Linked DNA regions of Mus musculus: regions 2, 3, 4, 5, 6 and 7 are each linked to region 1. Evidence: chromatin loops called from intact Hi-C (ENCODE). Cell type or tissue: left cerebral cortex. All regions are shown on one strand. Links, peaks and the distances in the headings refer to the core of each region. The heading gives the core; the rest is flanking DNA.

The links. Peaks named below come from ENCODE experiments on the same cell type or tissue, not always from the same donor. Only the 100,000 strongest peaks of a DNase experiment are listed, where the experiment ranks them.
Region 2: it touches region 1 in a loop (2.6-fold over the local background); 10 of 42 quality-filtered maps call a loop at or near these places.
Region 3: it touches region 1 in a loop (2.1-fold over the local background); 3 of 42 quality-filtered maps call a loop at or near these places.
Region 4: it touches region 1 in a loop (4-fold over the local background); 17 of 42 quality-filtered maps call a loop at or near these places.
Region 5: it touches region 1 in a loop (2.8-fold over the local background); 8 of 42 quality-filtered maps call a loop at or near these places.
Region 6: it touches region 1 in a loop (9-fold over the local background); 32 of 42 quality-filtered maps call a loop at or near these places.
Region 7: it touches region 1 in a loop (4-fold over the local background); 14 of 42 quality-filtered maps call a loop at or near these places.

Annotation. Positions count from the first base shown.
Region 1 is chr1:63,951,425-63,955,906 of GRCm38, forward strand. No RefSeq gene overlaps it. Among named protein-coding and RNA genes, the nearest start is that of Gm13749, 11 kb to the right of the region's middle. In left cerebral cortex, for the core only: a CTCF peak has its summit at 2,226 (motif pointing right); DNase peaks (open chromatin) are centred at 630 and 2,250; H3K4me3 peaks cover 322 bases; H3K27ac peaks cover 221 bases.
Region 2 is chr1:64,303,401-64,307,882 of GRCm38, forward strand. No RefSeq gene overlaps it. Among named protein-coding and RNA genes, the nearest start is that of Gm35803, 26 kb to the left of the region's middle. In left cerebral cortex, for the core only: a CTCF peak has its summit at 2,537; a DNase peak (open chromatin) is centred at 2,290; H3K4me3 peaks cover 218 bases; H3K27ac peaks cover 905 bases.
Region 3 is chr1:64,217,911-64,222,392 of GRCm38, forward strand. All of the region lies in intron 1 of Gm35880 (a long non-coding RNA gene), which reads left to right. Among named protein-coding and RNA genes, the nearest start is that of Gm39654, 36 kb to the right of the region's middle. In left cerebral cortex, for the core only: no CTCF peak of the experiment used is centred there; DNase peaks (open chromatin) are centred at 2,186, 2,745 and 3,810; H3K27ac peaks cover 318 bases.
Region 4 is chr1:64,119,570-64,124,051 of GRCm38, forward strand. Klf7 (Kruppel-like factor 7 (ubiquitous)) reads right to left here and starts at 1,820. Exons shown (of 4, transcript NM_033563.2): 1 at 1,331-1,820. The coding sequence starts at 1,432. Gm35880 (a long non-coding RNA gene) reads left to right here and starts at 1,998. Exons shown (of 3, transcript XR_373464.4): 1 at 1,998-2,102. In left cerebral cortex, for the core only: CTCF peaks have their summits at 2,304 and 2,507; DNase peaks (open chromatin) are centred at 460, 1,120, 1,492, 1,792 and 2 more places; H3K4me3 peaks cover 2,762 bases; H3K27ac peaks cover 3,040 bases.
Region 5 is chr1:63,761,564-63,766,045 of GRCm38, forward strand. The region is part of intron 2 of 4933402D24Rik (RIKEN cDNA 4933402D24 gene); the gene reads right to left. Among named protein-coding and RNA genes, the nearest start is that of 4933402D24Rik, 5.5 kb to the right of the region's middle. In left cerebral cortex, for the core only: a CTCF peak has its summit at 1,750; DNase peaks (open chromatin) are centred at 1,811, 2,504, 2,938 and 3,963; H3K27ac peaks cover 1,550 bases.
Region 6 is chr1:64,444,335-64,448,816 of GRCm38, forward strand. No RefSeq gene overlaps it. Among named protein-coding and RNA genes, the nearest start is that of Gm36148, 70 kb to the right of the region's middle. In left cerebral cortex, for the core only: CTCF peaks have their summits at 1,892 and 3,969 (motif pointing left); DNase peaks (open chromatin) are centred at 1,906, 2,541, 2,857, 3,596 and 1 more place; H3K27ac peaks cover 2,317 bases.
Region 7 is chr1:63,667,053-63,671,534 of GRCm38, forward strand. All of the region lies in intron 6 of Dytn (dystrotelin), which reads right to left. Among named protein-coding and RNA genes, the nearest start is that of Dytn, 18 kb to the right of the region's middle. In left cerebral cortex, for the core only: a CTCF peak has its summit at 1,950 (motif pointing right); DNase peaks (open chromatin) are centred at 1,290 and 1,938; H3K4me3 peaks cover 866 bases; H3K27ac peaks cover 285 bases.

The DNA.
Region 1 (4,482 bases), core at 210-4,209:
TGAGGGGCACCGCCTCCCTACTGCTCCTCTTGAGCATGGTATCGAGGTGTCTTCATTCTTTCAGGAGATCACTGTCTCCGTCATCTAAAGTCAAACACATTATGGCAAGACCCTTCTCCCCAGTTAGGACTCCAAAGTGGCTTTGAATCTTAAATCATTTGGTGTGTATCAATATCAACATCTTGGAAGATAAAATGCTGTGTGTGTGTGTGTGTGTGTGTGTGTGTGTGTGAGAGAGAGAGAGAGAGAGAGAGAGAGAGTAAAAATACCATGTGAATTTGAGACTAACATGTCCTTCATTTTCTAGTAAAGAGACAAAAATAAGTTAGTCTCAAGGACACTGTGTAGTGGCTGAGGAGGAAGGGAAGCCGAAGGGGGACTACTGTTTCTTCAGAAGCTCAAACCAGGAAATATCTGCATGACCCCGTGGACTTTTTCAACAGATTATCTGGGGAAGACAAAAGGCTTCCTTCCAGGAATTGATGATAAAGGCTCAAAGAACCAAAAGCGAGAAAAGACATATGTTAGGAAGCTGGGTCGGCGAGGAACGGGTTCAATCCTGGAACAAATCCCCAGTGCCTGCACTTGACTGCTATTTTAATGTAGACCTTGCAATTCATCTCATACGTTTTTATCATTCCTAGAGTTTCCTGGGAGAGCTGTGAGCTATCTCCACTACACTGTCAGAATAAGCTGCCTCTGGTCCTCCTGCCATGAGGGAGGAAAGCTGTGCTCCCCCTCAAAAAAGCTTTCATTAGGGTTTCTCTCCAGGGATGGAGACAAAGGACACATCCAAACAGGTGCCACCGCTAGGCCCTGCTTTGCTTTGTTTGTCTGCAGCCAGGCGGAAGCCAGGTGTTATCAGAGCTTTTCAGATGTGCGCCTCTGACAAAATCCAGGGTTTCTAAAGGATGAAAATGTAACTGCTTTAATATGAGGCCAGGAAAGAGTCACAGAAACGCCCTGGCCACTCTTGGGTGCTATCAAAAGTAGAGCTCTACTCTTATTTGCAAATATCCCTTCCCCTGGCCTCTTCCACCCAAAGCCATACAACCAAGAGACCCCAGAGCTAAACCCAGGCTTGCAAAGAATGATAACGGTAAAGGGCATCTTTAATTAAATGTCATTACAGTTTGGATAAGGTTGCAGTGTGGGCTAGCATGACACACATGTCGCAGCATGTATGTGGAGATCAGATGGCAGCCTGTGGAAGCTGATTCTCCCCTACTACATGGATTCCAAGGATTAAACTTCCGGAACACCAGGCTTGGCAGCAAACACTTTTACCTGCTGAGCCATCTCGCCAGCCCGCCATTTTAAATAATAGGGGAAATGTGAATGCATTTCTCTAGAGAAAGAATAATTTTCGGGTTTTTATCTTTTTTCAAAGGATCTATAACCTTCCGTTCCACTCAAAGGGACACTAGTTGAATTTAAGCAATTTGCCTAATTAGCTGAGTTTGATTCAGTAAGTAAGAATGTTTTGGCTTTATGTAAGAAATCATTTTTTTGCTATTGCTACTTCCAAGGAACGATGTTGATAGAGAAATCTGTCACCCCACTGTTTTTCATGCTGACCAGTCTAAGAACTTCGCAAATGCACCCATTCTGTTGAGCCAATTCAAGCGTGTCACCCTCCATAATTCTTAAAGCTGTTCTTCAGAAATGACGGCTGGCCTTGTGAGTCTGTGAGTTCAAACAGAAACCTTTGATGCCTATCTATTCGCTTCTTTCTGAAAACAGATCTTTGTTTATCCCAACACTCCCACCGTAAGGTGGACTCCGTACATAATTGCTCTAAAGACCAGTGGACTCAAGGTTCTCTCCACTTTGGAGCTCTCTGCCTGTGCACACAGCTTCTGCCCTGTGTCCTCTACCCAGTCCTTCCTTGTGTAAATAAGGTTGGCGCCTCTTCCGGAGATCCCAAGGGTAGAATCCTATTGGTGCCAGGTACTCATTACTGTAAGTGGCGCCTGTTACCCGCCTCGGGAGCAGAAGGCAAACATAATGATAACAACTCCCCACACCAGTGGCCTCCCCGACCTAGTTACTTATTTTTAATTAAGATGGCAATGCAACACCTTTCCATCTCCTCGAGGGATTGCTGTGTTCCAGTTTAAAGGGGGCTGGAGAAGATGGCTCTGTACACCCAGATCTTTGCTTCTAAAGACAGGAGAGGCCATGTTTTCTGGTTGGTGGTATTCGAGGCGGCACGAAGCAGGTGTTTTCCAGGAGGTGGCAGTGCGCTCTAAGGCAGGCTGGGCCTGCCTCCCGTATCACCCAAAGAATATTGTAATTGAGACATAGCATTATAATGCATTCCAGCCCACACAGCTGTGCGTGTCACCTCGGGAAGCTTTTTACCAGTTTCAAAGTCACCGCAACCAGGGTAGGGAGATGGAAGCATGGGGGGGACACAAGGCAAAAGTGGGAGGAGGCTCGGCGGGGGCGGGGGGGGGGGGCAAATCAGGGACACTTGGCTTTGTTGTGAGTGGAGTTTCAATACTGAAGAGCCAGGGGCCACCCTGATACATATTTACGACTGTTCCAGGCTCACCTCTGAGGACCAATAAAAGGAAGCTGAAGGACTCTTGTTTTGTCTGCATCTTAATTCCAGGTTTACAAGAAATATTCCATTACCCCAATTCAGAGGCCAAGCATCCTTCCTTTATAAATGAGATGTCTCCTTGTCAGGAGGGGTGAAGAGCATGGTGAACCTGTCTCCTCCTGAGAGGCGTGTGTGTTGGGTGGGGGTGGGGGCGGGGTGATGAGAGAAGAAAGAGCTTTGCCTGACCCTGTGGTTCCCAGTGCCTGTGACATCTCAGGACCAAACCAGAGAAAGCAGACCAAGGACTGTAGGAGAGGACTTTCCCCAGCTTTAGTCTGTTGGCAGAGGTTCTGTTTTTCACAAGTACAGCGGTAAGAATGAGTGGACCTGATAGGATCAGAGTCAAGGGCACTGAGATGACCATTCAGTGTCTCCATTTAGCTTCCTGGATGTGTTCATAGTGAGGGGGGTTGACTTCCTTTTCTCAAGTCTCTTGTGTTTGTGAATTTGTTTACTTATAGCTCTTTGAAACTTGTCTGAGACCCTTGTGTGACAGAACAATGAGGTCTATTAGATGAGTTGCTTGGGAAATCTACACAGCGAATTAGTATTTGAAGAAAGCGAGCTCAGCCTTTCTTTTTTTATTATTTTTTATTTTTATTAGATGTTTTCTTCATTTACATTTCAAATGCTATCCCCAAAGTCTCCTATACCCTCCCCCCACCCTGCTCCCCAACCCACCCACTCCTGCTTCCTGGCCCTGGCATTCCCCTATACTGGGACATATGATCTTCGTAAGACCAAGGACCTCTCTTCCCAATGATGGCCAACTAGACCATCTTCTGCTACATATGCAGCTAGAGACATGAGCTCTGTGGGTACTGGTTAGTTCATATTGTTGTTCCTCCTATAGGGTTGCAGACCCCTTCAGCTCCTTGGGTACTTTCTCTAAGCTCAGCCTTTCTCTACCCGTCCTCAAACATATCCAGAGGCTGCATTGTTCTAATTGAGTTCTGTCTTCTCTCACCCTCTCCGATGGGAAACTTGTTCTGTGCTCTCTGAAGAGGTCATCTGGAAAGCTCTCCCTACCACACACCCATATCTAGTTCTAAGAATAATCCAATTTACAATGCACAAAGTATCATTTGTATGCTGTACCCATAGCGTTTGAAAGATGCCATCTTTCTATTGGCATCTGTTGTTTTATTTTACATGTGGGTCCATGTAGAGGGACAAGGTGGATGCTGGGAGCGTTCCTCAAATGCTACACCTTATTTACTGAGGCAGGGTTTCTCAGTTGAGCCCAGAGCTCACCTCTATGGCTAATTTGGCTAACTATCGGGCACCACAGAGTCCATCTCCACATTTCAAATGTGAGAACTACCAGTAGGTTGCCATACCTACCAGGAAAATGTTTTTAAAGTCAGAAAACAAAGCAGATTAACATGCAATTAAGAGAAGAAAATTGGTTTTGAGGACTAGGTGATATTCTTCTATCAAGAGGCCGATCTTTCTTAGTGGAAATCAGACTGCATTCTGGGTAAGAAGGAAGGTGCACTCAGTTTGCAAAGCACGAGAAACAACTTAGCAAATATAGAACGTGGTGGTAGAATGGGGTTCATAGCAGTTCAAAAGGCCTACCAACAATCAACTAAGGGGGAGTAGAACATTCCCAGACAGGTGAACATACCTGTCACAGAAGGCAGGTAGAACATGAAGACTCCACAGAACATTCAGAACACTTAAAAGAATAATGATCAGAAATACTACAATACAAATTATGGAAGAAAATGATTGGGCAAACCCTTGAACGTTGTGGTGTGGTAACAAGGTCCGATGAACAAGATAAACTGATAGATAATAGGTCACAAAAGAAAGCATGCATGGCATAGGCAGGCATCTTAGACAATACACAGACAGAGCAGGAGGACAAC
Region 2 (4,482 bases), core at 278-4,277, 350 kb after region 1:
GGTGGTCTTTAATCCCAGCACTAGGGAGGTAGAGGCAGGTGGATTTCTGTGACTTTGAGGCCAGCCTGGTCTACAGAATACCAGGACAGCCAGGGCTACACAGAGAAACTCCGTCTCAAAGAAAAACAAACAAACAAACAAAAAATACAATTTGTAAAAATCTATTTTTTAATAAAGGGAGTACAGTTACAAAAATGCATACTCTGAACTCAAACTTTAAAAATTATGTAAAATATGCAATATGGTGAAGTTGACTATTTATTTATTTATTTATTTATTTATTTATTTATTTATTTATCTTGCTCTGGCCCCTCTCACTCCAGCCCAAAGATTTATTTATTATTATATCTAAGTACACTGTAGCTGTCTTCAGATAAACCAGAAGAGGGCATCAGGTCTTATTATGGATGGTTGTGAGCCACCATGTGGTTGCTGGGATTTGAACTCAGGACCTTCTGGAAGAGCAGTCAGTGCTCTTACCAGCTGAGCCATCTCACCAGCCCAAAGTTGACATATAGGAAATGGCTTTATTTTATTTAAGAAAAAAAACTATTTATGGAATAAATTTTACCTAAAATCATACTATTTGAGATTGCACTCATCCCCCAGATGTTGACAAGTAACCCATCTTTGCTCTTTATAAGTCAAGTCATCAACTATTCCATAGCGTTTGTTTATTCACCCCAGTTGCACAGGCTTTGTGCAGACAGAATACACACGATGCACAGACAGCCCTGTGACAGGTATTTCAACATAACCTGGTATTTTCTAAGTCACAAAGGGACTGCCTTCATCTTCTAAGCCATGAGGTCTGTAACAAAGATCACCACCCCCACTTCCCACCAGTCACCAAAGGAGTAACCGACTGTCTGGGTCCATGTGCTCCGGGCACATGAAACTCTTACAATGAAAATCTTCAGTGTTGCACTCCAAGTCTCCAGTGGGCCACCATAGCGATCTGAGGGTGAAATGAAACCAGTAAATCCTGCCAGTGCAATAAACTCAGAGTCCCCTGCAAGCTCTGCCCTCTCCTGTTCCCTCTGTATCCTGTCCTCCTCCCCCAGACCAGTTCTCTGGCAGAGTCAACCGAGAACAAGACTTGGTTCCAACCTGATCCCAGCCTTAGTTCCAGCTTTGTGTGACTGTTTTGTTTTGAAGCAACCTGATGCTGAAAACGTTCAGGTCGTAATGACTGGGAAATGTGAAATATTTATCATCTGATATATCAGCTGACCTGGCACTTATATCCCATTATCTCCAGTGCTAGTATTCTGGTTCTAGTAGAACTGATACCCAGCTGCACTGTGGACCAAGGGGTTAAACTACACCCCAATCACAGAGCTGTATGCAAACCAGTCTTTTGTACTGTTATCTGTAGAAAGCTAAGAGATAGGTGTAAATAAAGCAATGTCCTTGTTTGCCTATAGGTTTTCAATCTTTTTCTTTCAACATGAAAGCAGAGACTTTGCCCTGTTGTTCATATACTCAATTACACACAGGTGTAGGGGACCTTATAAACACATACACATAAACAGAGAAGACGCATACAGACCACACAAATGCATAAGCAAAGAAACGAGAGAGAGAGAGAGAGAGAGAGAGAGAGAGAGAGAGAGAGAGAGAGAGAGAGAGAGAAACCACACTCAGAGACCATATAAACACATAAACAGAGACCCCCCCCAAACACACACACACACACACACACACACACACACACACACACACACACAGAGGTTGTTATACTCTTGAACTAAGAGAAGCCAATAAGCAGTTTTCCTCTTTGTTTCTTGACTGTTTGGAAACAAGAGAAAAGTTAAGTGGCCCTAAAGAGGGGACCAGATGGGATCTGGGAGGAGAAGCCTAGAGGAAGAGAAATTGCAGCAAGAAGACTGTTTTGCTTCAGAGTTCCTGCCAGAAGCAAAGAAGAAGGTCCCAAGCTCCAGCACTGTGACCCCTTGGTAATTTCCCTGGGGAGCCCCACCTCAGACAACCTTTACCCCTCAGAATCCAGGGGAAGCTGAGCTCGGTAAGTTCCAAACATAGAGGGCAGACAGTGATGGAGGGTCTAAAGCCACAGGCCTGGACAAGGTTCCAAGTGGGCCTGCCTGACAGCCACAGAAGCCAGCTGAGCCAATGGGGGGACAGCCACGACACCAGCTGAGCCAATGGGGGAACTTTCTGCCTGATGAGGCCTGCTTCCCAAGAAGAGTACTGGCAGTTTCCCTCGACTCTTGTTTTCCTGTGTTTAAAATGAAGGACTCTGCGGCTTCATGTGACCACTCTTGTCAGAGTCTTTGCTCGGAGAGGTGTTTTTGCATTTGTGAAGCCTGCCAGGAAACAGCGTGAGTCATGAGTCATGGCTTCTGAGCAGACACTATTCAGCTTTAGAAATTCCCAGAGATACGACTTGTTTATACGAAAGGAAGCAGCTATTCTGAGCTGCCCGAGGAAGAGGAAAGCGCTGCTCTTTTTTTCCCCCCATTTAAACACCCTGGTGAAAGGTCAACTGGGCAGCTGCAAGGCAGCGAGCCCCTAGTGTAGACACTGGTGTTCTTCAGTGCATCCGTCTTCATTTTACGGGGTATTTCTGGGTTTGGCATCTCAAAATGCAAGTCCTGTGACCCTGAAATTTCACTCTCAGCCTTTGGTCCAAAGTTGGGGTTTTTTTTCTTTTTTTTCTTTTTTTTTTTTTTTCTTTTTCTGTGCAGGCTCTGAGTGGGAACCTGTGACATGGGGATTGAGAGCCAGGAGGTGACCATAGAAACCCACCATCTTTGACAATTTTCTAACTTCCAGTTTCAGAGTAAGGCACGGCTTTTTACTCCTATATACCATGCTGCCGTCTTCAATGTCCTCTATCCTTAGTTTTATCAACTAGTGTGTCCGCTACCATTACTTTAAATGGTGGTTCAAAGCTCTGCAGGAGAATATGCCCAAAGGGATTGCCACTATTACAACTGTTTCTTCGTTGACCCACTATCTTGGCCCTCGGGTGTTAGAATGCATGGTGTCACCGACTGACTTCCAAGACAAAACCATTCACAAAGTATTCACTGATTCGACAGTCATGGGCCTCTGTGATGGTAACAGGGACAATACCTGAAGAAATCAACATTGTTCCCTAAACATATAGGAAATGTTTCACTAGTTATTGAAGGATGCCCACTCATTATGATAAAGATGGATAAAAATAAAGACTTGGCTTAATGGCTAAACATTCACGTGTAGGAATCAAACTAAAAAGTCGTTGTGGACAGTTATTGTTCTAGAATCAGTAAGTTGAGTTCTGAATCAGTAAGTTGAGAAGCACAGGGGATAAACTCTGTAAACAAAAGTTCCCAAGTACTTGAAAATCACACAAGTATACCTCTGAGAAAACTAAAATTATGAACTAAAACATTTTACTAACAAAGTGATAAAATGGCTTGAAATAAGAAAAATACGTAAAAAAAAAAACCCAATAGTATTTGTATATTACAGCAAAGCCAAGGTAGATAATAAAATGCCAAAGAAAAGCTAATGAAGTATTAAGAAGCAAAAATACATACAAACTAAAGGCAAATGTAGTAAAAGATTAAAAACATTTGTTGAGAGATATAATTTGAATAATTAGGACAGTTATATTTTAATTAAATGGGAGAATTCAACATAAAAAGGCAAAGATTCTCAGATTATTAGAATAAGTCCCCAAATCCAACAAGTCTTTTCTTGGAAGCCACTAGAATCAGCATCAACTAATTGCAGAGACTGCTGCTTCTCTGCTGACAGAAGCTTAAACTATGAGCAGGAAGAACTGGCCCAAGGAATAGCTGTAGGACTTATTTTTATCAAATAACAGAAACTGGAAGTGTACATTTAATGCAGATATAAAACATAAATAAAAGGAAAATAGTAAATGCCTTGGAGCATGCGCTCTTGAGAAGCATGTGTGCCCCGTTCTATAGATGGTTTTATAGCTGGCAACGCTTTCCCCCTGTCTTATGGTGTGCGCTGGAGAATCCTGATACTAAACAAGCAGTATTATTTCTGTTCCCTTTGACAAAAGTATCAAAGTTCAGTGACTTCAGGAGTGTGAGAAAACTAAAGAAATAGAAAGCTGGATCTTGATTTCTCTGACTTCTCAAACCATACCTTTCCATTTTAGTGTTTTCACAAAACAACAATGAATGAATTTTTTTTTTCCCAGACAGGGTTTCTCTGTATAGTCCTGGCTGTCCTGGAACTCACTTTGTAGACCAGGCTGGCCTCGAACTCAGAAATCTGCCTGCCTCTGCCTCCTGATGAATGGATTTATTTTAATGCTAAAATCTATGAGGGATTTAGACTTCCCTCTTACACCAAATAGCTCCACTTACTTAAATAAACAAGCAAAAAAACTGTAATTGTTTAAAGCCTCAACACTGAAAATCAGATTACAGAAACTCTAGAAAAGATTCAGGACGTAGCTACAGGAGACTGAGCTAATATATCTGTGACTGGACC
Region 3 (4,482 bases), core at 149-4,148, 270 kb after region 1:
ACATTTGTTGATGCTTAGATTGCAGAAGGTTGTTTTAAACTCTGAACATATCAACTGGACAAAAAGAACAGCGTACCTGGAAATTATACAGCTCTTTTCTAGTGGGAGGAAAAGGTAATGAATAAATAAAAAGAAAGCAGGCAGTGATAAATGATAAGATTAAAGTTAATCAGGAAGACAAGATAGGAAATGAATGTGGAGTGGGGAGTTGGCTTAACACTGAATAGCCAGAGACAGTCTGAAATAGCAGAGATTGCGCTGAGACCTAAATAACGAGGGGATAATTCAAGCAGGCATCTGAAAGAAGAACTGTGTAGCTAGAGGCAGTCAAGAATGGCATGGAGGGCTTCATGTGTGTAGGAGGAAGGAAAAAGGCTTGAGTCTGACCACTATGGGCCAAGGAGAGCCAGAGTGAGGAGCTTCTGTCATAGTCTCAGTGCAATGGAGAGTTCTTAGAGAAATTAAAGCAAAGGAGTGGGCCTGACCACCAAATCTGATTGGTATGGCTCTGAATGCCATCAGGAAGGAGAGTAACGGGAGTAGCAGAGGGAACACCATTTTGAAGCGATTTTAGTCATCCAGCTGTGAGATGGGCCATGCTGGACTAAATGGTAGTCACAGCATGGGAAGAAGTGAGCAGATACTTGTGTCCCTCTCAAAGGCCACAAGACAAAGCAGAGATTGTTAATGAGCAAGCATGTGGTTCACAATTTCAATAACTAGTAAACTTACTCCAAAATGGCTCTATTGCTAGCAAAACAACAGCACATCCCATTGTCCAACCTGGTAGCCCTGGAAGCCATTTCAGGATTCACCTCCAAACACAGCATAATGAGTTGAATTGTGTTCTCCTCGCTCCAGAATAATATATGCTTCAGTGCTTGCTTCTTGGAATGGGCTCCTGTTAGACCATTCCTTTACAGAGGTGATCGAGTTAGAATGAAACCCGTAGGGAAATCATGTTATTCAGAGAATATCCAGAGAAAGAGAGAGAGAGAGGCAGAACGTGAAGGTAGTGATCAGAGAAATGACATAGAAACTGAGGAACACGGCTCCCTGCAAACTACTGGCATCTGGGAGAAAGGCATGGAGTAGCCTCAAAAGTAATGGCCCAGGAGTATGACATCAATCTTAGCTTTCCATCCTCTGTTGTGCAAGCCACTCAATCTATGGGACCTTTGGTGTAGTTGTCCCTAGCAAATTCAGGCAGCCAGTGTCCCAGAAGGGCAGCCACCAATATCAACTTTGGTAGTTTCCTTTTCTGTATTCAAAAGACAAAATAGATTTCTAATAGAACTATATCAGCCATGGTGGGCCACCTCCCTAGGTGTTTTCAGTGTTTGAGACACTAAAATTTTGCTGCCAGCACGTGCCAAAAAGGAAAAGAGAGAGAGAGAGGAATAGAGAGAGGAAGGGAAGGAGGGAGGGAGGGAAGGAAGAACATTTGCATCAAAATTCTATGGGACATGTGGCTCTTGAGTAGAAATTGTGATACAAGATTCCATTTTAACCAAGAAGTAGAGGAGACAAAGCTGCAAACATCAGTAACACAACATGTCTAAGGAATGTGACCCTTGAGTGTCCTCACTCAGCACAGAAACACCTAGAGCAGCCTTCCCACCCAAGTGACATTCATGCCAAGAGCAACCTGGGCAGGAAGAGAGGGTCAGCTGGCCACCTTCTTTGTCCTTTGAGCAGCATCTCTTTCACATACCCCCAGAACAGAATTTCTATTTCCACCCCAGGTAATAATGTTCTCAAACAGCATGTATCTCCATGTGAGGGTGTAGCTGGTTGTAAGAGAATAAATAAGAGCCTTCTTTGGCTCCTCCAAAAGAAGACAAATGGCCCTGAGTTGCAAGATGTATCTGATCAGAGGGGAACCCAAGCATCTGGAAGAAGAAGGGGGGTGCAAATCATGTCTGTGTATGCTGAAATATGGCACGTAGCCTCTTGTTAGATAAGCCAGAGTCTCCATTGTGTTAAGGATGGGAAGATACCTAGGTCAAGAGACAAAGAAGCTCAGTATGGATCAAGCAGTGCCTGTTGGAAATGGAAAGAGACTGCTGTACTGGAGAAAGGGCAGAAGAGGTTGTGCTACCACAAAGGCAGGCTTCTGCAGTCAATGAACAGTGAACGAGCCATGTGCTACACCCATTGTCTCGTACTCGAATGAGTATCTGAAAGTGTTGAAAATTCCAATCTATCTTAGTTCAAGCTGATTCTATTCCAAAAGTGGAATTTGAGTCATACCTAACGATATATCCACACAGCCCCCTTGCAGGTTTGAGAGCAGATCAGTCACACTGCTGGGCAGGTGTATCTCTTTGTTCATCTCAGTCTTGCACACACTGCATGCTTACTATAGACATTTGCTCCTTCCTTTGATACGATGGATGGACTTAAAACCAATCAGAAACATACCTCAAGATGACAAAAATAGTTTTGCATTAAAAATAGAACCCCAACAGGCACACAGATAGACATTTAAACAAAAGGTAACAGAATCTTCTATTCTTCCAGCTAATTCATCCTGTTAATGCTGTCAGAAACATGTAACTATCTTACCACTAAATTCAAATCTTTGTTTCTAGCATAATGTGTTTCTGATCAACCTTGTCAACTTAAAAATAAAATAAAATAACCCTTTCTATTTATGCCATTGTAGTAAAGGATTCCCTTCTCCCATGCAGCATGTCCAGGATGAAAGTGGGTTGTTGCCATAGCAACAGAACACAAGGCAAAGAACTCTGAAAAGGGAGGTCTCTGCTCCCAAGGCCATAGCCACAAGAAAGCCTCAGGCCTCTTAGTGGTGGCAGCCAAGAAAAGCAACCTGCCATGACTTTATACTGTCAGGTGGCAGCCTGCTGTTAGCATAAGGTTCCCCAAAATTAATTATTTGCATAATTCTGGATCATACGCTCAATGGAAAATAAAAATTCACTCATGTATTCATTGCCATACTTCCTAGACAGATTTTTCTCTTTGAATAGCCTGGCACTAGATATTTTCCCAAACACCTAGCACACAGGTGCCTTGCTGCTAGAAGCTGCATAAAAGCTACATATTTAGCTACTTGCTGGTTTTCTTCTTCAGTCTGATATTGTTCAAGATTCTAGGGGCAAAACAACAGCAACAACAAACCCAGGTACTCTTGTTCGAAGTACTCATTGCGTGGTGAGGAGACCAATGTATGTAATAGCCACATACCCTTTCTTCCTGACCAAGGCCTCACAATGCTGAACATTCGGGAAAATAGTAAGCCACACGGGAGAAATACAGAAAAGGAGAGATATGGTGAATGAGTCCCACTGGATGAACAAAGAACTAGGGTTATGATTGGGGATCATCTGGTCAAGGAGACAGCACAGAGGAAGGCCTCACGGTGAAAGAAGCCCAACTCACACAGGGACAGCAGGAGTGCTTCTCTGGTGTTGAATCTGTAAGGCAGGCTGGGCGTGGTGGCACACCCCTTTAATCCCAGCACTCGGGAGGCAGAGGCAGGCGGATTTCTGAGTTCGAGGCCAGCCTGGTCTACAAAGTGAGTTAAAAAAAAAAAAAAGAATCTGTAAGGCAGAGAGGGAGGATGCTGAGCTCTAGGTGGAGAAGGGAAAAAGCAGGCTAAGATTTGGACAGGATATGGGCATCCCTTGTAGCCTTTTCTTTGGAGCCTGGAGCTGCAATTTCTGGGCAATGGAGGCAGAAAGATGGCAAAGTCTACTGCCCAGATGGCCTGTTATTAGCAGGAAGGAGAGATGCTGGATAGATACGGTTAGAATCAAGACTACCTGCCTAGAGCTGCCTCAGACACCTGGGCAAGAGACGTACAGGAGTGTGAATCCAAGCAGGGTAACCACAGTGGAAGGTGAGGACAGACTATCCAAACAATAGAGTCACACAGCATCTCAGAAGGCTCATCCTCCGGTCCTGAGACTACATCCTTCTCTCTGTACCAGTTTTAACACTTAGCACTTCACAGACTGAGATAGGGCTCAGAGGGTAAAGATGCTTGCTGCTAAGCTTGATAACCTAAGTTCCATTCCCAGTCCCATGTGGTAAAAGGAGAAAACTGACTTTTGCAAGTTGTCCTCTGACCTCTACATATACCCCATGGTACACCACACACCCACCCACCCACCCACCCACCCACACAATTAAGTGTAATTTAAAAAACTTTAAATGAAAAGTGTAGAGAAGGTAAGCCAAGCTCTGCCATGATCAACAAAGCTACCACTCCATCACATAGCTCAGACATTCACTGAGCCATTATAAACATCATGTTCAACCCTGGCAGCCGAGTTGATGGACAGGCAAACATATGCCTTTCTTGAATTTAGCACAGTACAGTTTTCTATCATTTGTGGTCGGGTGGGGGTGGGGCAGAAAAATAAAGGAGATCTTTTAGAAAGATTTCAAGCAATATCTCAATGTCAGCACAGAGTAGCAAGCAAAATAAAACTGATAAAGGCTCTTATGGAGACC
Region 4 (4,482 bases), core at 257-4,256, 170 kb after region 1:
TTGGATCCTGGCAAAGGAAACTCAGCCGTTCATTAGCCTTAACAAGCTGCTGTCACTGAGCAGAGAAGTTACATGAGCAGCCACACACCAAGGATCCCAGGGCCCTCCCCAAGGGCAAGGTTTCTCTCTCTCTCTCTCTCTCTCTCTCTCTCTCTCTCTCTCTCTCTCTCTCTCTCTCTCTCTCTCTCTCTCTCTCTCTCCAGGATGGACTGTACAAATTCACACTCTGAACGTGCAAATCCAGACTGTCTTCCTGGACTTTCCACGGTGCACACTGTAGAGTTTTTAAACACCCGTGGTGTCCCTATCCCCAGCCGCCCCGCCCCCACCCACCACCATCTTTCCTGCAGAATGTCCCCCTCAGCACCTCCTAATCGCGGCTGGAAAAACCACTGTTTCCGTAGCAGACCCAGCACTTTCCACTGACCAGCACTTTCTTTATTCCACTTCACAAAGCCCAGTGAACTTGTCCCCAGTCAGGCTTCAACCTCCCGGAGATGCCAAGAGAACTTGGCACCGGTACCCTTTAGCATCCTAGGAGTTTTCTTAACTAGTCCTCTAAGACAAAGTAGGGAAGCAAGGAAGCACACACCACCCTTTGTCCAAGGTGGTGCTAACCTGAGAGGCACCCCAAACAAACAAACAAAAAGCAAGGACACAGTACAGGCTGCTCTCTCTGGAGGCATTAGCTAGAGAAACCATACAATACATTGTCAGCCTAAGAGAGACATATCTTCTCATCTTCCTTGTACATATCCTTAAGCATCTTTTGTCACCTGGCTTCTCTTCGTACAGCTCACCTTGTATCTAAAAATCAAGCTCCTATTCTTTATTGACACTCAGTAAATTACTGGGAAAAACACTCCGTGCTTCCCCCCACCCCCCTTGACGGTCTTCAGGACCAGTTGAAATGGATAAAGCTGATTTAAGTACTAAGGTCAGAACTCCTGCATCTAGGAACGTGGTATCCTGTCAACCATTGCTCGACCACCTTCCCACCCGGCTCCTCCAAACCCGAGAAGTTCGCCAGCAATTCTCTGCTAGGGGACAGCGAGCCGACAACGTGTGCGCAAGGATGTGTGTTGGTGACAGAAATGCAGGCAGCTAGGACCGGCTCAGCTCAACACACTAAGGGGCTAGGGGTGGGTGGAGAGGTAAGCGCATATGATTGTTTCACAAAACATTTTAAACAACACACAGCCAAAAAATAAATAAATAAATAAAAAGAAAAAATTAATTAAAAAAATTTCAACTCAAAGCCCACACCAAACGCAGCCCCTGCGTCTCCGCCGCCGCCACACGATTTACACAAGTAATTTAAATCATTCACCTGCTGCCAGGTCTCCTCCAGGGATGGCAAAGCTGAGAAGTAGCCGGTGTCGTGGACAAGTTGTAGCTCCTGGAATATACTATAACTAGCCAACACGTCCATGCTGCTGCTGCCGGGCAAAACCGGAGGAGAAACCCTCCCCCGAGCTCAGCTGGGTCTGTTTGTTTGTCAGTCTGTCTGGCTCACCCCCCAAGAAGGCAGACATCCAGTGGCCCTTTTGTTTTGTTTTGTTTCAGTCAACTAAAAAAAGGAGAGAAAAAAAATCAATGCAGGAGAGAGGGAGAGAGGAGGTGAGAGAGGAGGGAGAGAGAGGAGGTGAGAGAGGAGGTGAGAGAGGAGCGAGTGAGTGGGGTGGATCGGAGAGAGGGATCCAGCGTGTACAGTGCAGATGACTGCCAGGAAAAGGGGACTTCACGGGAGTAACAATTCCCTTCCAGGGCTCTAATCACTCCAGCGCGTGGATCAGGAAGGGGAACGCAAACTCACTGACACGAAGCTGCCATCTATATCTGCAGCGCTGTTCGCTCCTAATGCAATCTTTGCTCTTTATTTTGGGAGGTTGCATTTTTTTTCTCGCGATCGCTTCTCTCCCCCCCCACCCCTTCCCTTCCCTCCCCACCCCCCACCCCATCCTCGCTAGTTTGTAGTCCCCCCCCCTTGTCTCCTCCTCCTGCTCTTCCCCCTCCCCAAACTCCCTCCCTCCGCCCCGTTTTGCGCGCAGCCGTGGGATCTCGGAGGAGGGCGTCCATTAGGCCGCGTGTGACCATGTAAGGTAAACAGGGGGCTCATGAAGTCACTGAGGACCAATGCGGCACTCGGAGAGGACCATGGGGCGGGGCCTGGCCCCGACGGCAGCCGCCGATTGGCGCGCTGCGGATCTCCCTGCTGCCTTACAAGGCGGTACGAGGCAAGCTATTTTTAGAGGGCTATATAAAGGGGTAGAGGAGTCCGCCAGGCGGCCGGGGAGCTTGAGCGCCAGGGAGTGTTGCTGCGACACTTGCGCTGGCTCCTGGGACGCCTAGGCGGCCGGGTTCGGGCTGCGCGCTGGCCTCCGACCCTCGCTGCAGGGCTCGCCCGAGCCGCCGGCGCCCGTACCCAGTGCAGATCCGAGGGGACGGGTTGCCGCGGTGGCCGATCGGGAGGTGCGGTCCCGGTCCTGGGTTAAGATGCCTCCTGCGGGAGCAGCCGGTAGAGCGGCGGCGCAGCGGTCGGGGGCAAGGAGCTCTTTGCACTCGGCCTTCCGCCAAGCATGGGGAAGAAGGGTAGCAAGGGAGAGCCCAGGCTCAGGACAGCGTCACGTACCCCAGACTAAAGCCCAAAAGCCAGTTCCGAATTCCCCACAGGGTGCCGAAATGAAGTGCCAGAGAGGAAGTGCCTCACAATGGCAGAGAACAAAGGCGAGCTGCACGGAGACTAGCTTGCGCCCGCCCCCGACGCTGCACGCTGTCCCCGCCCCGGCCCGCGCGCCTCCGTGCGCGCCGCCGATCGCCTACCGCCCTCCTTTTCCTCTGAACTGAGCCTAAAACCTGGCCAGGAGTCTGGTGTCCAGCATCTAAGCGTGTGCATGAAAGAGAATAGGGGGAGCGTGGGTCGAATTAGGGTGCAGGCTGGAGCGGGGAGCAGTTAGCTAGCAGATCCTTACAAGAGGTTTATCCAGTAACTTCATGGAGCAGGTATGGAGCAGGGCTCTAAAGATCTCAAGATTCTGCAAGCTCAGAAATGGAAACCTGTGCAATGCACGTGGTTAAGAGTTGCCCATTTGTTTGCTTGACCTTAAATGGCTCGTGTGCCTTCTCCAAAATACACCGAAAGCTGGACTCCTTTAGAATAACTACAGAATTCAGTACTTAGACACGAGAAACGTCCTTATACCTTCAATGGGAGAAATACAATTTAATCGACTCCATATCATTCCTTTCTATTGATAAGAACATTACATTTGTTTCATAAAACAAAAGATCACCCATTTCCCCCAGAGGAAATTAATTACTAAGATTGGAGAAAAGCCGGTTTATTTGCCCTTTAGTGCCTGACATTCTTGTTGGTCAAAGAAACAAAATTCTTTGCATAATTGATGCCTTGCTTACAATGTGCTGCCTCCGATCAGCTCCATGACTTGAGCAAATGGCAGTAAAGGCCTGGGCTTCCCAGGAACAAGAATTCAAATATCTGCCACTCTTGTTAGAAGAAACAAAATACGCCTAGGGTAGTATGTCACTGTTAGGAGGCATTAAATGTTGTTGTCCACTGTCCCCAGACTTTAAGCAAAGAAATTAAATAGCACCTGAACTTATAGTCTCCATAGAGAACAGGCCAGAGTCTAGAAGAAAATAAGATAGCGAAACCTTGCAATAATTTGTTAGGTCTCACCCTGTCCACTCTTCCCCCAACACGATCTGGTTGTAGGGCTTGGGCAGAAATCCACTGAGAGGTCCTAACGTAGATGTATTTATGAGTAATAAGAAAAAAGAAAAGAAAAAAGCAACCTTGGATACAATAGGTAAACATCAAGGCGAGATCACATAATTTACTGTTTAAGGCTCAAGGGAATTAATTTTTGTGTTTTATATTTATACTATTGCTATTTTTATTTAGTTGGTTTGCATTTTGTTGTCTTGTTTTGTGTGAGCCCTATTTAGCCCTGACCTGTCCTGGAACTCAATTTTGTAGACCTGCCTCTCGCTCCTGAGTGTGGGTTCCACCAAACTCGGCTTATTGCTATTTTTGATCAAAGTATATCTTAACTTTTGAGTTTGAAGATTTTGGCAAATATTTCTCACACATTCTGCTCTATGTACACAGACGTTTTTATGCGTCATGTATCCTTTCACCCAGCAGGACACCAGCATAGGGATTCTCACCTTAAGGGATGAGTATCCCCAAGCTTAGTATACAAATTAATGATGCTCAGATAAGCAGGAAGTGGCCAGACCGTGCTTCAAGTCCAGGAGTGTCTGATATATAAGGCTTCTGCATGAGGCTCTGCATGGCAAAACCTTGAGGCTTTGGTTTTAAGTTAATATGTGTTTATAGAAATTGCTCCAGTGGGTTGGAAGACTGCCCCATGTAACTTTCAAGCACCCAGGCTACAAAACACACAAACAACAAACAATCAACAACAACAACAACAACAACAACAAAAACCATTCAAT
Region 5 (4,482 bases), core at 241-4,240, 190 kb before region 1:
TTACCATCCCTACATCCAATAGAGGGCTAATATCAAATATACAAAAATCTCAAGAAATTAGATTCTAGAGAACCAAATAACCCTATTAAAATTGGGGTCCAGAGCTAAACAGCTCTCAACTGAGCAATCTCAAATGGCTAAGAAGCACCTAAGAAATGTTCAGCATGCTTAGCCATCAGGGAAATGCAAATCAAAATGATCCGGAGATTCCACCTCACACCCTCATTTAATTTTTATCTGTACTTTTTTTTTTTCAGTACTGCATACTGACTTAGGACTTTATGCTTCATGCCACATGAGTGTTCTACTACGGAGCCATGCTCCCAACCCCTATAAATTAAATACTCTCAAAAGAAGACTCACAGGAAACTTTCCCTTTTCCTTTTGATGTGTCGGAATTTCTAAAGTACAGTAATAGATATTCTCTTGTATGTAAACAGTGTATTTGGGCTATACCTTCATCTGTGGATGGATGCTTAGGTTTTGTTTACATACTATATCCTTGTGTGTGCTCCAACCCCAGAGATTTGCTGTCTGGAAGGACAAACTTTTTCATTGTTTAATTTCTCATTTCTAGAAGCTCTCCTAATCCAAAGATTATTTATCCTTTATCATCCTCCTTTCCTAAGGAACTTTGTTGTTTAGTTTTCAATGAAGTGTATATTACCAAAGCACAGTTTATGTAACCAAGTCTGCTCACCATCAATTTCCTTTTTAGAAATAGCAGAAAGCCATGTCGGGCCAAGGTCAATGATGAACCGAGTGAATAATTAAGTTAAATAACTTAATGGTCATTTATTAGGTGCCAATGATGTGCCAGGTTCTGTACTAGCATTTTACAGTGTGATCTCATTTATCTTGCTGCATTTATTTGGTGGTTACTGATAATTTTTATATTAATTCCATAGATTAGGAACATTGATAAGGGATTTAAGTAGTTTTCTTAAGAGATAACATTTAGGGGGAAAGGATAGCCAAGTTCTGACTTCCTCTCCCAACCTTAAGTTCACAGCACTATACCAGTATTTCCCAAGCCATCCTACTGATTACGATCACAGACCTGCAAGATGATCATGCACAGCATCATGGAATAGCATCATATTTTCAATTAACCTGCAACTTGCTGCTCAAGTAATGAAGTGTTGTTTTACAGCTCACAGACAGCTCCTACAGCAGTGCCCTCAACCTAGATGTATGTTTTGAGTATTTGCTATTAGAATGGCACAACAGGCTTTAGAGTGATCTGTTTGAATGATAATAACTCACCTAAGTGAGCTGCCCACTGCTATGAAGACTCAACTGATAGTAGCATATCAACAAATCATTTTATAGTGAAGACTAAGTCTTCCATGACTTGAAGTCTGGGGAAGTCTCTCTACTTTCCATAACCTTAAATTTCTTCTGTAAAATTGGGATGCTAAAAGCCAATCTGAAAGACCAGTATGCATATTATAAGTACATTTCTATGCCATGCCCTACAGTTGATGCTAAGCATCCGGTGCTCCTTATAATAGGAAGGCAAATTCCCTGTGGCTCAGTTATGGATATGACCCACAGCTCTCAGCAGTGATCACTGAGCAGTAAGCTAATTGCCCACAATTTCCAGCTGAACTTAGGCTGAAGTCTGAGAAGCATGTGCAGAGGAGCTCCTCTGGCTTTCTCATAGGGCAAGAGTCAGGAGGACAGAAGTACTTTACAAGGAGCTGGAGACAGAAAAGACAAGAAATGAATGGCAGTGTCCCCTAGGTGGTGCTGAATCATCGTGAAAAGAAAATTGGGGCACCTGGTATTTTCAGGGGTGACTTTCTTCTGGTTAGAATTTCAAATAAGAGCAGGACAGCTCCCTGGAATGTCTGGGAAAAAATGACCAGGCAGAAAGAGTCTTTTCAGTAGGACTGGCTATACAATACCCTGGGTCTGCCAGGCCTCTTAGGGCCTTGGGTTTGCTTGTGTTGGAAACAGGAAGCAGGGTCAGGCCAGCTTTTGTTCACTCACTGAGAGTGGCTGGAGCTGTGGCTGATTTCATAGATGAAAACCCATTTATAAGCAACACCGAGGGGAGGGTTCGGCTTGGGCTGTTAACATCACTCTGCTCAGTGAACAGGGCTGAGAGGAAGTGAGACCTCTGCCTGCCCCCAGAACACACATCAATGGCTGCTAGTGAATTTAGCAGGAATTGCCCATTATTATTTAGTGCATAAACACCAAATGGTGTATGTTTCTTTGCTCTGCCCACTTCTTTCTGAACTTGATTGCTGGCCACCTTGTTTTCCTTCGACACAGAAGTAATAGCATCTGATGAAGGCTGTCTAACAACTTACATCTTTGTGACTGTCAGATCCTGGGAGAGGAAACTGAGGTGCTCTGGGGTTGGGTCAGGGCCAGAGATGCTGTTCTTGAGATCTTGGGTCTGGGTCTCTTCTTGAGATCTGGGGTCTGGGTCTCGTCTAGAGGCCATGCACAGAGTTCCTGAGGCTGCACTTCTGGGGTTCATTTCCATTTTGGCAAAATGTGAGTTTGGTTTCCAAGGGAGACTGCTCACATGTATTAAAACGTCTCCACTGCTGAAGTTGCTTTGTGTCGTCCACTAAAGCCTTCTGCCATCAATCCCCATCTTCCAACACGTTTTTCCAGCGTTGTGTCTTTGGGAGGTAACCATAGCAACTAAGCTTATTCAAAAATGACAGAACCTAGGCATCGAAGGGGGAAGTAACCCTGTTGTATTTTACACTGGGAATTTACAGGGCACTAATGAATCTAATCATTGTATATGTTGGATACCGCTGTCTCTGTAGTAGGCACTGCACTACATTAAGAGATTTGATTCTCACAACGACCCTATGATGTAGTCATCGTTATCGGCTTCAGTGGGTGGGTGGGGGGGAATTCTGGGACAGATTTTGATGGTTGCACAGCTATTTTGATTCTCCTATTTGGACTATTGCCCGCAGGAAACTGGGGCATAATCTTCCAGTGTCTGATCTGCATGTGGTAAAATGGAGCCTGTGACAAATGTTGAAAGCAATAGCAGAGCTACAGATCCCCTGCCCCATCTCACTGATACCTCCTTGCAGTATAACGTAGCGCTGGAAAGTAATCTCATCCATTTCTCACAGCAAGCCATGGGACAATTGTGTGTCTATAACTGAGAAAACTAAGAGACCGGAAGGTTAAATGACATTTCCCAAGGTCACCATGTAGCATTTAGAAGAATTAGAAAGTAAGCCCATCTCTGTCTATCTGTTTACCTATCCATCTTCTCTCTCTTCATCCAATAAACTCTGCATTCATTTCATAAGAATGCATGAATTAAAAAAAGTATTCTGTGCCATTGACAAGATTTGAAGGATCACATTTACTTTACTAGAAGAGCCATACTATCTAAAGGGATAATATTTGGCTTGAGTACTAAAAAATACTATCATGGATATAAGCTTTTATATGTGAAATATATATATTCTAATAAAGCTAAAACATCCATATTTATGTATGGGTATAAGGCCATACATTTATCTCTCTAAATTGTCTAAGATTATGAGAGAGAAGAATGTTAATCCTATGATTTTTTTTCACCAAGTAGAAAGTTGGAATATTCTCAAGAAAAAAATCATCTGTATCTTGCAGAGAACATGTTACTCTAGAAACCCAGTGAGAGAGGAAGGGTCAGGTATGCCCACTCATTGAGAACATAGCTGGTGTCTTAGACTTGTGAAGTCAAGTGAACTAAAATCATAATTCATGTTGACACTCAGAAGACTGCATTTAGAATTGCTTTCACAACTTGATGTGGACCGATGTTGGTGGCCTTTTAGAAGGTAGGCACGAGAGAAACCTGGTCTGGATGTCTGTAGTTACTCTTGGTGGTAGTATAAAAGCAGACACTATGAGAGGCTTCAGGCTTCCTTTCTGCTCCAGGGAGCAGATGACAGGGAGATACTTTCTGTGGAGTAAGTGACTAATGAGGAAACTAGCAAGTCAGAGTGATGCTGAAAGGCACCTGCCCTATAGGACTTCCTGCCAGTTTGCAAAGGAAACCATATGGAATCTTTTAAGCCCAAGAACACATTTAGGGGTTCAGTTAGGAACATGGGTAGTGTGAGAGCTGCAGTTATAGAACAAACTGAGGAAAGGAAATATCTCTTCAAGAGTCCCCCCAAAAGTACAAGGATATGCCAGAGCCAGCATCTGGTCATCTTACTTAAAAAAAAAAAAAACATCTTCAAAGGATTACAAGATCACCAGTTTATAGACCTTGCCCTTGTCCCTATTTATCCTGGTCTGGGTGCCAGAGGCAGCACAGTGAATGGGTTAGGAAGAAAAGAGAAAAGGAAAGATGGACAAGCTAGTAGAGGAGACTGACAGCCCCCTCCCCACAAACTAAAAGAACAAAGGACCTAAAATTGGGTGAGAGATGACTTTTAAAGATAGATCAGCAGATGCATTTTTAAGATACCTGAAATTAGGTTCTTCTAACCTCTGGAT
Region 6 (4,482 bases), core at 211-4,210, 490 kb after region 1:
AAGACAGCTGCTTCAGGTGTGTATTGGTATCCGGACAGCACCTGCTGGGACTTCCAAGGTCCCTGTGTCCTGGATAAAGGAGTTGGATCAGGGATACACGGATGAGGATAGAAACTGAGAGAGTTTATTAAGGAAGAAAAGAACTTCAGGAAATGGAAATGGGCCAAAGCTTGAGTAAGGTCAGAGCTCAGTGACGCCTGCACTGGGTGTCCCAGAAGACTGGGGCACTTGTACTGTGTGCACACTATCTGCACAGGCTCAATTAATGTGTTAGCATTGGTGGGGGAGGGCTCTCTCTCTCTCTCCCTCCCTCCCTACTTTTCCCTCTCCTTCTCTCCTGCCTCCTTCCTCACCTCCCCACTCTGTCCTCTACCTTACCTCCCCTCCCCTCCCCTCTCTAATTCCTTCATAAAGCCTCTCCCTGCCCTGATCTACCTTCCTAGAAGGAGGAGGGAATGGTTCGACTGCCTAGTCTTTCTGGCCCTCTTTGATTTGAAGGAAACTGGAGAACAGTGAAAATACATCAAGTTCCAGAAAGGGGGAAAAAAATCACACACACACTCTCACATATACTCACACACTCTCACATATATTCACACACTCTCATACAGACACAATCACACATACTCATACACACTCACTACTCTCTCTCTCACACACACACACACACACACACACACACACACACACACACTGTATCATGCTAAGTTAAGAATGGATCTCGCTAACAGACGTGACAGACTAATGGTATTGGTATGGGTGAATTGCTGGATAGAGCATCACAGGAAAATTATGAATGAAAAGTGAAGGCGATCCATAAGTTATGGACATGGTGGGTTGGGTGATGATTCAGAGGCCTAGACTCCTGTCACCTGGTGACACGCATGGGACCATGTGCCCTAGGGTGGGCCATACAGCCACTCTTGCAGTTTCAAGGACCATGGACACCAGCTGGGCTAAGTTAAAGGTACTTCTAGTTTGTTTGTCCCAAATGTAGCCAAGATCACACATCCAAGGACGACGTCTCCATATTTATGTTCTGCTGGCTTTCCTCCTGTCACCTCATCCTATCTTTACACTTGGGGAGGGCTAGAGAGAGAGGGGTGACCCGAAGTGGCAGTTGACAGACAGACATGGTGTGCTCAGTGACTCCCCAAACTCATGAGCCACGGAGAGAAGACTAGAGCAGACCCATTGATGTGTGCCAAGCCTTCCTGCACAGCACAGCGGGCTGAAGGCCCAGAGGCCACGATAGCCTGTTCCCTTCGTCCTTGGCAGCCATGTTTTCCTTTCTGACAGGCTCCTCTTGGCTGGTACCCTGTTTGAGACCCTAGGTCCTAACTGGCTGCCTCGCTCATAAACAGGTGTCAGCCAATGGCTTACCCTTTGCACCCAGTTCTGGCGGAGGATTCACTCACACCGCCCAGAGTCCCTTCAAATAACAAGAATCTTTAGAAATAAGATGTTTTAAGAAAGCCTGTACTAAAACATCACAATCCGACACAGCGATTTGGCCTCGCTGGCTGTCTTCTTCTGGTTTTAGTTCACAGGATTAAATTGGAAGGTCAGAATCTTCCCTTGTCTGCAGACTAGATGGGATTTCTCTCCTTACAATGGGGCTGGGAACCGGCTCCTCTGAGCACATTTACATTACTCCTGCTAACACATTTTGAGGTTCTCTGGCTGCCACGCTACGTGAAACAGGTCAAGTCTGGGAGGGAGAAGGGGGCTTTCCCTTCCTGTGACCTCAGGACTGATTTAATTAAGCCTCTCCTCCATCCCCGATTTATAGTCTGCAAAGTGTCCTCGCAGAGGCCCTCTGATGTGCTCTGCCTCTCAATGAGCAGATAGGCAGTGACAGGGCCGCGCCATTCTGAGCGGCTGCTGCCCCCACGAGAGCACTTGGAACAAGCGCAGCCTCTGCAGCCCTCGATCCAAGCCTCCTTTGGTAACACCAGACGTGGGTGAAAGCTTCGAAGCTCTCCTGGCTCCCTTAGGCACAAAGCTTTCTCCTGAGACTCCTACTGTGAGGAGGAAATAACATTTGGAACCCTTCTCAGAAATCGGATTTCTTCTCTAGATTGAAAATGAAAATAAGAAAAGCCTTCACGTATCTGGATAGGAAGACAGACAGAGCTAAGAAAGGAGGAAAGGGAGGGAGGGAGGGAGGGAGGGAGGGAGGGAGGGAGGGAGGGAGGGAGGGAGGGAGGGAGGGGGGAGGGAGGGAGGGAGGGAGAGAGAGAGAGAGATCCCCAGGGCCTTCCCCTGTTGCCCATCAGGCTGCAGCTGTCCTTCACAGTTTAACAGCCCTGCCCTTTCAACCTGCCACCTAGGAATGAATGAAACCAAATGTCCCATAGGACATGGCCCCTCCCGGCCCCTCAAAGACTTCTCCCTGAAGATGAAATCTGACAAAAGAAACAAATTAGATTAAAATGTGGTACCAAGGGCTTTGCGTTGCTCAGATAAGAGAATCTGCAGAGTCCTTAGGACCCAGAGCGGTCAGTCCTGTTATACAGTTTGCGGTGGGGAAGAGTTCAGCTGACTTCTACCCACAGCTGTTCTTGCGCACCACCTCTCAGGCTTCACTGTCCTTGGCTTCAGATGGGGAGGAGCCAGTGGGGAAGGGAAGAAGAGCCTAGAACTGGCCCTAGGGACCAGACAAGTAATGTGAATAAAGAAACTGGCCATGTGACTTTTATATAAGTTAGGCTTTTATATAAGTTCTCCAGATTTTTAAATGTCTACCTCTCAATTTAAGAAAAGCACTCTCCCTGCAATATTTATATTGTGCACTTTCTAGACAGCAGGCCCACTAAGAACCATATGAAGTAAATGCTGGTATTGCTTCCTGTTCCCTAAAGAAGAGCAGTGTAGTAACACCTGCCTTACCTCAGAAGGCAGCCAGCCACCGGCCTGCATCTGTCCACTGCACTGGACTGCCTAAGGGCTTCACCTGGGGAGACAGCTCAGACTGGGAAATTGCTTACCAGAGAGACAAGCAAGAATGCCAGAATTCAACCTCCAGAACCCATATAAAAAGCAGGAACCTTTATGAAGACCAAGCTACACATCTGCTACATATGTACAGGGAGGTGTAGGTCCAGCCCCTGTATGTTCTTTGTTGAGTGGTTCATATCCCAAAAGCTGTTGCCTGTGTGTGGGATATATTCTTCTGGCTGGGCCACCTCAGTGGGAGAGGAAGTGCCTAGCCTCACAGAGACTTTAAGTTCCAGGGTGGTGGGGATACCCAGGGGCCTTACTCACTGCTCAGAGGAGAAGGGGGAAAGGATTGTACGAGGAGGGACTAAGGCAGTGAGCAGGATGTAAAGTGACTAAGTAAAAAAGAAATCAAGAACATTGAAAAAGAAAAAACAAGGACCTTGTTTACAGTCTTAGTGCTAGAGAACTTACATACATACATACATACATACATACATAGGTAGATGAAAGATAGATAGACATATATACAGATACATATATACCACATACATACATGTATAGACAGACAGACAGATGCCAAGGTGGGAAATGTCAAACAACACCCAAGATTGACTTCTATGTGCATAACACCTACACCCTCATCCATGAGTGTGCGTGCACTCACACACAGACACACACACATATGGCTGGATCATAAAAGAGCGTTATCATATTCTTAAAACAAATAATAAAGCTACAGACATTGTCTGCAGAATATGAAAGAAGCTTGCTTGGAAAAGAGAAAAAAACACAGTGGGGGAGGAAAATAGATGTTGTTATATAGACAGAATTAGACTTGTCCTAATGGTGAGCCAGACCTAGAGACCTAAGTTCCTTATTGAAAAGAATGCAAATGTAAGCATAAATAATGCTGCTGCTAATATTTTTTTTCCCACGTATTTGAAACCAAATGGTGGCTAAGCCATACAACCTTGGCATTGGCCTGTGATTCAGATTTGTGTAGACAATGCTGCCCTCTCGTGGTCAACCTTCTAATAGCATGATTTTGTTTAAAATCTCGTTTTCCAAAAGTATTTCATAGAATATTGCATCCATTTTGTGTAGCATAAGCACACAAAGGAAAATATGCACATAGCACAACACCATCTTTACGTTTCAATACGGATTTAGGATTTACCATTTTACATAGGTTTTACAGGAGGGCAGAAGAAATTACTGGATATTAAATCATGGCATTACTGGGCCCCTGAACTTTCAGAACTCAGATCCTTGGAGGAAGAAATGTTTTTCCCATGGCGATAAGCTCAGAAGAACTCTCAAATGAACAGGATCTGGCAGAAGTGACTGTCTTCCGTTCCAAGGAAAAGCATTTGTACATGTGAAGTAAACGCAAGACCAGTTCATAAACAGTTAGGTAAACGTAACGGTCTGTGGTTGTTGATTAAAAAAACCAACCACTTCCTGGCTTCTTAAAGGGACTGATCATTTATGATTTCAGTAAGTCAGGTAAGTTTCTGTGGCCCAGGACAGTGCACAGCT
Region 7 (4,482 bases), core at 181-4,180, 280 kb before region 1:
TATCTCTCTAGACGTTCTCCCTCTTCGTTAAGGGGACAAAATTTGTTAGATTCTATTTATTGATTTTTCATGATTTTGTAGATAATCCAGTGGCTCGATTGTCGTGCTTTCTTGTGGTCAGCCACAGTCACCACAGGGGTATTAACTAAGGGACTAAGAACCTCTCGTGATTTCCAAGATGGCGACGCATTTGGCTCTGTGTGCACATCTGTGTGCACCCGTCACCTTCATTTATTCCCATTTGGACAGGAGTCCCAGTTTCACATCTGACGTCTTGCCCAGCACAGGCAGCCAGGCACACTGCCTGCAATCTCAGAAGTAATTGCAGAGACCCCCTGCGGAGTCCATCAACTCAGATAAACACCCTCCTAATCAGGAAAGTGGCACTTAGAACCACTTTGCTGACAATTAGCCAGACAAAAGTCAACAAACATTTGCTTACTCGTAACAAGATGGCTTGTATTTTAAATTGTTAATAACCCTGTCACCAGTAGAGCATAAGCATCTACTCCCAATGTTATTTAGTCAAAAACCACAACAGCAGCAGCAGCAGCAGCAGCAGCAGCAGCAGCAGCAGCAGCAGACTCATTTCCCATCTTTTGCCCTCTGAGTTCTGATGAACGAACTGGGCCACTCATTAAGAGCATTGCTGACCCAACCTTCTTACTCTGGTGTCCTTACCCCTAATGAGACAGAGAGTCTCAATTCGTATGTAAAACATGAGTGCTCAAAGACTGAGTGAGAGTGTCAGCTTGTGATCCTGACACTGTAGTTGGGATTCCTACTGTAGTGGAATTTAACCTGATGCTTCCCCTTTAAATATCTACATAAAGATCTTCTTCTGTGGATGAATTACCTATTTGGCTAATTTCTTGCAGGTGTTCTATGGAGAAGAATTAAATGTAACTAGGTGGTACACTGGCACAGGCAGGATGGCATTCTGAACGATAATTAGCATTCCTAAGGGATGATTTGAATCACATTGCCAGGACTGGAATTTTCTATTGGAATCTGTCTTGGATCTCATAATGGAAGCCAATGGGATGATAATTTGCTATGCAAATCACAAAGCTGCTTCCCACTGGCCCTCTCAGAAGCCGGGCACTGCATGGTCGGAGGAGGGAGGGGCAGTGGGAGCCAGCAGCTCAGCAGCTCATCGACCTTGATTGAATTTGAAACCAGCGGATTTTTAAAATCCTTTGAGACTAGAGCTAACTTGAAGCCATGAGTGGCAGTCGGAAAGTCACAAAGACTTCTAGAGGAGAGAGAGAAAATGCCCCTCTACCCAGGTCCTTCTATCAAATCCACTTTGAAACTGGCTACTGTTATCAAGTCTGGTGGAACAAGTGGATGAGCAGATTAAGCCTCTTCTGGCTTTCTACTTGCTTGCGTTCTGAGACATGACGTTGTTAAGGATGAACGTCTGCAATGGTGGTTGCCTGAGACATGCCTCAGACAGCAGAAAAACTGCAGTAGGATCTATGTGCTGTTGCAAGCACTGGAAGGGCATTAAAGTATTAATACCTTCACCTGGCATATTTTGAGTCATGTTGTATAGCAGAGAGCAAAGCAAATCGCATAGCAGCTAGAAGCTGATGATTAGGCAGAGCTGCATTAAATCAGGACATCATGAAAACTGCCCCGTATAATATTAGTTTGCTTTCCTTTTGCTGTGATAAGCACCACACTCAAAGACGTCTTGTGAAAGGCAGGTTTATTTGGCTTACAGGTCCCCCTGTTCACCGTCTTCTGTTGAGGGAAATCAGGGCAGGAACTCAGACAGAAACAGAGGTGGGAACCATAAAGGACCACTGCTTACTGGATTGTTGCCCATGGCTTGATCTGCCTGCTTTCTTATTCAATCCAGGACCACGTGCCCATGTGTGGTGACATCTACAGTGGGCTCTTTCATATTAATCGTTAATTAAGAAGAAGCCCTACAGATACACCACCAGATGGAGACATTTCCTCAATTAATGTTCTCTCCAACGAATCCAGTTGTGTCATGTTGATAAAGAGCTCACCAGCACACTCTTTCTTTCTCTCTCTCTCTCTCTCTCTCTTTCTCTCTCTCTCTCTCTCTCTCTCTCTCTCTCTCTCTCTCTTTCTTTCTTTCTTTCTTTCTTTCTTTCTTTCTTTCTTCCTCCCTCTCTCTCTCTCTCTCTCTCTCCCTCTCTCTCTCTCTCTCTCTCTCTCTCTCTCTCTCTCTCCCTCTCTCTCTCTCTCTCTCTCTCTCTCTCTCTCTCTTTCTTTCTTTCTTTCTTTCTTTCTTTCCTTCCTTTCGGCTGAAAAGAAGACTTTAGAGGTTCTCATTCACTAGCTGCAAGATAGCCAAATTCATTGTGTGATTCCCAGCAGAGACGAGGGAAGCAGGCATATATCTGAATGATGAAGACCCTGCCCAGAGCATGGACCTCTGCCCACTGCCTCTCTGGACATTCTCTCTGTCCTCCATAAAACCACACTAAACCAATGAGGCAGATTTGAGTCAGAGAATCTCCTCAGCTTTCCTCAAAGCTGGCTTTGAATCTGTTTCTTTCTAACAATCTCTCTGTCTTTCCTTGTCTCTCTACCTCTATCTTTTTCCCTGTTTCTCTGTCTCTCTCTTTTAAAATAGTAAGCAATATGAACTTTAGAGTCCAGTAACAAGAGAAAAAAAAACCAAACAAACAAAAAAGCCAGGATGTTTGTGAAACCAGTTGGGACCAATGTCAAGATGTATGCTAAGTGTCCTTTGCTTGTTTTAACATTTCTGTACAATTAGGTTTTCATAATTGACATTTCCCACTATGTATCTATGGCACATTTGAACACTCCTCACAGGAACAGAAAAGGAGTAGACTCTATGTTGGGAGCACACAGACTAATCCTGGAAATTCTTCCCCTTATCCACCATAGTTGATGAATTATTTCTGTCTTATTGAGCTTTTCCATAAGACAAGACTCTGTCGACATCTTGCTCCTGAATTAAAACTATTTTCTAATTCCTTTGTCTCAGAGCTGAATCTTGTCTCTGGGGTGAGAACATTTATGCCTCTCTATTGCTCCTGAGACCCCTGCCCCCAACACTCACTGCCAGCAACATTTTAACCTTACTAAAAAATTTAAAACCTGCTGTCAACTCCAGGCAGACAAGCTTCTGTTTGCAATGGTTGGCAGTCACTGCAGAGACCCATAGCTGGTCAAAGTGCAGAAAACAAATGGCTGTTGAGTGCCTGGCCATAAAGGGGACATCTTTATTACCTCCTCCTCAAGGCTCAGGGAGCATCAGAAAGAACATAAGAGCTGGAGGGAATGGGGAGAAAGACAGAATACTGATTTCTGGACATTATGTGGCTGTTGTCTTCAATCTCAGAGCAGCTCTGGTCTCCTGCACAAAGGCTATACAAAATCAAGTCTGTCAGTACCCTGTCATGGGGCTCTGCTCCTCTTGGTGTACATGCAATTAATGATTGATGGAAGAGAAAGAGACGTTGTGTGTGTGTGTGTGTGTGTGTGTGTGTGTGTGTGTGTGAGTGTATGTGTGTGTGTATGTGTGTGTGTGGCGTAGCTATTGGTAAGGTACCCAAATTCTTATAATCAAACTCTCACTTGATGTCCTCCCCAATCTTCTCTATGTACACACTCAATGGCACATATACATGTGCATATACCACTCCCCTCACCCACTGAAGAAGGCAGGGTGGCAGCTTTACACAGCCAGTGTCACTCTTTCACTAACCTGTGGTAGATCAGTATCTAGAGAACATTTGGTTGGGGTAAGAGAAGGAGGTAGATGTAGACATTTCTATTGGTCTATAGGACTGAATTGGTCTCAGTAAGACTCAGCACTAGGCAGCTTCAAAGGCCCCGGCATTAGGGGCGTGCCTATGAACAAAATCTGCTATAGTTGAGAGGCTCTAGGCCCTGTGAGATGGACTCCCATTCCAGCCTGTATTATTTCTGGCTGGAGATAGCAACTTTAGGTTTTGAGTAACTAACTCTCAGTCATAGGCAGTCCTTAGAAGGTAAGGCTGGAATTTCAATTTACATTTGTGCTGGCTGCAATGGTCCTAGGCTTAAGACACCTCCCAGCAATAAAATGGCTATGGAATTCATAGACTTAAGGACCATAACAACAAGTCTGCCTAGATATTCTATACAGGTTTACTGTTAGTGGATATTCCCAGACAAAGCTAGACTTCAAAGATTGGAACAGCCACTGTGGTGGTTTGAATGAGAATGACCCCTATAAACTCATGTTTGAATACTTAGTTTTCAGTTGGTGGAACTGTTTAGGAAGAATTAGAAGGTGTGTCCTTGCTGGAAGAGGCGTGTCAATAGGAGGTGGGTGGGATTTGAGGTTTCAAAAGCCCATACCATTCTCAGTTAGCTCTCTCTGTCTCTAAGTCATGTTTATGGATCAGATATAATATGGATTAGATTCTGATGCAAATAAAATTCCATTTCACCCCTACTACACTATCAAAGGAATCATAGGCC